2 separate regions of the Homo sapiens genome follow, and region 2 is linked to region 1. A link is an interaction called in ENCODE POLR2A ChIA-PET data of the cell type or tissue named here. Cell type or tissue: B cell. All regions are shown on one strand.

Region 1 (2,500 bases):
CTGTTTTACATCTTTGCAAATTTCTTTAATGTCTAGCTTGAGCAACAACAGCTGCACCCAAATATATACTTTTGCATTCAATCTTTTGCAGTATCACATGTCTGGAAAAACTCCAATGTGCACTCATGGGAGAATGAATTTAAAAGGCATACAGCATCTTAGTATTATTAAAATAGTTGTGACCTTCTGAAAGGGTCTTGGATGGGAGGAAGGAGCACACTTTGACAAGTGTTCATTGAAAAAGATAAAGAAAATGGTCTAAGCAAGCAAGAGCTGGGCAAGAAGGAAATGTGTGGCTCCTAAGCCCTAACTTCCAAGAACACAAACCCCTACTCTTAACAGCTCACCTATAACCAAGCTAACCTCCGTGGTGAATCTCAGAGACAGAGATGGCCAGGGCAAGGCAGGGTTCTGCCGGGCTGTGCAGGGTGGTGCTGACAGCAGTGCCACCAGGGAGGCTCTACTGCCCTGGGCAACATTCTCTAGAGGCCACGTCAGGTTTTCCTCTCCAGAGCCTCCACTGTGCTCTCCTGCTAGAAGAGAAGCTGTAAATGGCTTACCAGAACTGCCTTGCCATGGCTTCCCAGGGCTGTGTTTACTAACTGCAAAATCATCTCCCTGCTGCAGTCTCAAAGTCTTCAGACATTTCTTGATCTGGCTGTCTTAAAAAGCAAATTTAACATCAGCCACGTAGCCAGGTTTTCCTTGCCAACAATCATGTGAGTTTGCTATTCTGTTCCTGTGCATCTTGCGCACTGTAAAAACAGTTCCTGGAGCATCATATGTCATGGATCTAGTTGCCATAAACTGAAAACATTTTCTTCATATTTTGTGGCACAAACTAAAAGCATTCTGGATGCGGTTTGCATACAGTCCATCTCTGGCCAAAAAAGAGGTTTAAATTTATGGATAAACAGAGAAAGGGGGGTAGCCACTGCCTTAGTTAAAGCCATTTTATTATCAAAGTCAATGTTGGATAGTGTGTATTTTTTAATTTAATTTTTTCCTGTGATTAATGTTCTGAAATTATCCTGCAATAAGTATAACCATGTTCATTTTATGTAGCGAGCTTAAATTTGTCTAACAGTATTTTATAGCTGACAGAAGCAGAGAGGAAACAGAAGCTTCTTTTTGGTCTCTTAAAATAAAAATAAAAAATAGAAACAGTCATGAATCTATATAGTTTTTCAGTCTTTTTTTATTTTTTAGTAAACATATTCATTAAGGCCCCTTAACAAGACGGGACAGATCATTTTTAAGTCAAAGTGAAACTGAAACTTTAAAAGACATTTCTGCTTCTGGGAATGGTAAACCAGGTAATGAAGACCAACCATTCTGCTGAGGACAGCCAGAAAGTCTGGATAGAATATTTAAAAATTTTTAAAGGCAGAGGAGTACTAATAAGTTAGCTAAGAATTGCCATACACAAAAATCAAATTCCAGGTGAACTGTATACTCAAATGTGAAAGATAAATAATAAAGCTTTTAGAAGATAATATGGGAAAATGCTTCATAGCCTAGGGGTAGGGAAGGATTTCTTAAATAGGATACAAAAAGTACCTAGTATTAAAAACCTGACAAACATGACTACATGAAAATTAAGAGTATTTGTTCATCAAAAGATACCCTCCCTCTTTTTCCGGCTGGAACCACGGAGGGTGTAGAAAAGAAGAAGAAGAAGGTTCCTGCTGTGCCAGAAATCCTTAAGAAAAAAGTGAAGGAATTTTGCAGAGCTGAAGATCAAGCGCCTGAGAAAGAAGTTTGCCCAAAAGATGCTTCAAAGGGCAAGGAGGAAGTTTATCCATGAAAAAGCGAAGCACTGTCACAAGGAACATAGGCAGATGGACAGAACTGAAATTCGAATGGCGAGGGTGGCAAGAAAAGCTGGCAACTTCTATGTACCTGCAGAACCCAAATTGGCATTTGCCATCAGGATCAGAGGTATCAATGGGGTAAGCCCAAAGGTCCGAAAGGTGTTGCAGCTTCTTCGCCTTCCTGAAATCTTCAATGGAACGTTTGTGAAGCTCAACAGGGCTTCAATTAACATGCTGAGGATTGTAGAGTCATATATTGCTTGGGGGTACCCAAATCTAAAGTCACTAAATGAACTTATCTACAAGCGTGGTTATGGAGAATTCAGTAAGAAGCGAATTGCTTTGACAGATAACACTTTGATTGCTCGATCTCTTGGTAAATATGGCATCATCTGCTGGAGGATCTGATTCATGAGATCTATACTGTTGGAAAATGCTTCAAAGAAGCAAATAACTTCCTGTGGCCCTTAAAATTATCTTCTCCATGAGGCAGAATGAAGAAAAAGACCACCCATTTTGTAGAAGGTGGAGATGCTGGCAACAAGAAGGACCAGATCAACAGGCTTATTAGAAGAATAAACTAAGGTGTCTACCATGATTATTTTTCTAAGCTGGTCAGTTAATAAACAGTACCTGCTCTCAAATTGAAAAAAAAAAAAAAAAAAGACAACCTCGAGAAAATGAAA
Region 2 (2,500 bases), 93 kb before region 1:
TTAACTCAACTAGAAGTAGGAATTAATATTATTCCTTTCTCTGACATTCAAAGCTCATCAGGCAAAGTTCTCAAGACAGTATTTTCTTGGCTTACACTACTTGAGACAAAAGTATTTCCTAGTGATTAACATTACGTGACCCTTTCAAACCTGAGCAAAGCTCGCCTAACTATTCTAAAATGGTATTACAAATTGAGTATTCCTTATTGAAATGTCTGGGAACAGAAGTGTTTCAAACTTTTTCGGATTCTGAAATAGTTGCATGAAATTTACTGGTTGAGCATCCTGAATCTGAAAATCTGAAATCCGAAATACTCCAATGAGCACTCTCAGTATCGTGCTGGTGCTCAAAAAGTTTCAGATTTTGGAGCATTTTGGGTTGTAGAGCATTTTGGATTTTCAGATTCGGGATTCTCAACCTGTATTTGAAAATGGAGGCTGGGTGTGGTGGCTCACAACTCTAATCCCAGCTACTCAAGAGGCCGAGGTGGGAGGATCGCTTGAGTCCCACCAGCCTGGGCAACACAGCGAGACCCTGTCTCTTCAAAAAATAAAAAATTAGCCAGGTGTAGTAGAGTACGCCTGTAGTCCCAGCTACTCAGGAGGCTGAAGTGGGAAGATCACTTGAGTCCAGGAGGTCGAGGCTGCAGTGAGCCATGATCATGCCACTGCACTACAGCCTGGGTGACAGAGTGAGACCCTGTCTCAAAAAAAAAACAAAAAAGAAAAAGAAAAAGAAAATGCACCAAACACCACATAAAAACAACTTTAGTAGGCCAACCCTTGAGCAGAGAAAAATCTGAAAATAAGCCAGTATTTATCTCATACTGCTCAAGTTCCAGCCCTATATGGCACAGACTTTCAGAGACATGTTCCCTATTCTCCATCTAGTTTTTCACAGCACTCTAACAAAGCCACTAAAAGCAAAACTTCACAACAGAAAGGTAGCCAAATTTTTTTTAAAGATTCTAAAGTGTAAGTGTGCAAAAATGTATACAAGGCAATTTTTAGATTTATAAAAGTACGAATGATAACCTAAACGTCCCTCAGTGGGAGCTACCATTTACCAGGTGCTTGCCATGTGCCACCCACAAGTATAGCACCCTACGTGTATCACCACGTGTGATGCTCACAACAGCTCTGTTAAATGGGGATGAGACACATCTCCAGCCTGCAGATAAGGAGGCGGAGGCACAGTGAAGTTGAGTAAGATTTCAGCACAGTTGCTGGCAGGGCTGGGATACGAATATAGAGCTTGAGCTCCCACCACCATCACATTCCACTGCCTCTCATGAGAGGGAACTTAAAGAAATGATGGCTTCTCCAAATAACACAAGGCCATGCAGCTCTAGTGGCAGGGGTTTTGACTGATGACCATTGTAATTCCCAGGAATACAGTGTGCCTGTGCCTAGCATATCATAAATACTCAATATGACCTACAACATATATTACATATACATTCATACATACATAAATAAAATGCTTAAAAGGGGAGGCTAAAATAAGAAATAGGGAACATTTAATTTTATGTACTTCTCATGATTTAAATTTTAGGCAAGAATATTACTTTTTAGCCGGGCGCGGTGGCTCACGCCTGTAATCCCAGCACTTTGGGAGGCCGAGGCGGGCAGATCACCTGAGGTCAGGAGTTAGAGACCAGCCTGGCTAACATGATGACACCCCGTCTCTACTAAAAATACAAAAAATTAGCTGGGCGTGGGGGTGCACGCCTGTAATCCCAGCTACTCGGGAGGCTGAGGCAGGAGAAACGCTTGAACCCGGCAGGCAGAGGTTGTAGTGAGCCGAGATCATGCCACTGTACTTCAGCTTGAGCAACAAGAGTGAAGCTCTTGTCTCAAAAAAAAAAAAAAAAAAAAAAAAGAATATTACTTTTTAAATTATTTTAAAATTTTGAAACAATCTCAAACTTATGTAAATTTGCAAGAATAGTACCAAGAACTGTCTCTCCCCAGAACCATTGAGGGGAAGTTGTCAACTTGAGGCCCTGTCACCCTGAATACTTTAGTATGTGTTTTCCCAAAAAACAAAACCAAATCACTAGGCCAGGGACTGTGGCTCACACCTGTAAACCCAGCACTTTGAGAGGCCGAGTCGGGCGGATCACTTGAAGTCAGGAGTTCAAGACCAGCCTGGCCAACATGGTGAAACCCAATCTCTATTAAAAATACAAAAATTAGTCGGGTATGGTGGCACATGCCTTAATCCCAGCTAGTAGGGAGGATGAGGCATCATGAGAATCGTTTGAACCCAGAAGGCGGAGGTTGCAGTGAGCTGAGATCGTGCCACTGCAGCACTCCAGCCTGGGCGACAGAGCCAGACTCTGTCTCAAAAGAAAAACAACAACAACAAAAACCAAACCACAGTCCTACATAACCATAATACAACCATCAAAATCAGAACATTAACGCTGATACATTTCTATCATTAAATCCTCAAGCCCCATGTAAGCTTCGTCACCTGTCCCAGCAATAGCCTTTA

Evidence for each region. ChIA-PET counts read pairs that join two places held together with the same protein. Peaks named below come from ENCODE experiments on the same cell type or tissue, not always from the same donor. Only the 100,000 strongest peaks of a DNase experiment are listed, where the experiment ranks them.
Region 2: POLR2A ChIA-PET joins it to region 1 with 6 read pairs; 6 of 35 experiments call an interaction of 5 or more read pairs at or near these places.

What each region holds. Positions count from the first base shown.
Region 1 is chr22:40,106,217-40,108,716 of GRCh38, reverse strand. It overlaps a transcript of TNRC6B not described here and the pseudogene RPL7P52. Among named protein-coding and RNA genes, the nearest start is that of TNRC6B-DT, 63 kb to the right of the region's middle. In B cell, no CTCF peak of the experiment used is centred here; a DNase peak (open chromatin) is centred at 1,308; H3K4me3 peaks cover 818 bases; H3K27ac peaks cover 1,750 bases.
Region 2 is chr22:40,199,661-40,202,160 of GRCh38, reverse strand. All of the region lies in intron 1 of TNRC6B (trinucleotide repeat containing adaptor 6B), which reads right to left. Among named protein-coding and RNA genes, the nearest start is that of TNRC6B, 23 kb to the right of the region's middle. In B cell, no CTCF peak of the experiment used is centred here; no DNase peak of the experiment used is centred here; H3K27ac peaks cover 1,221 bases.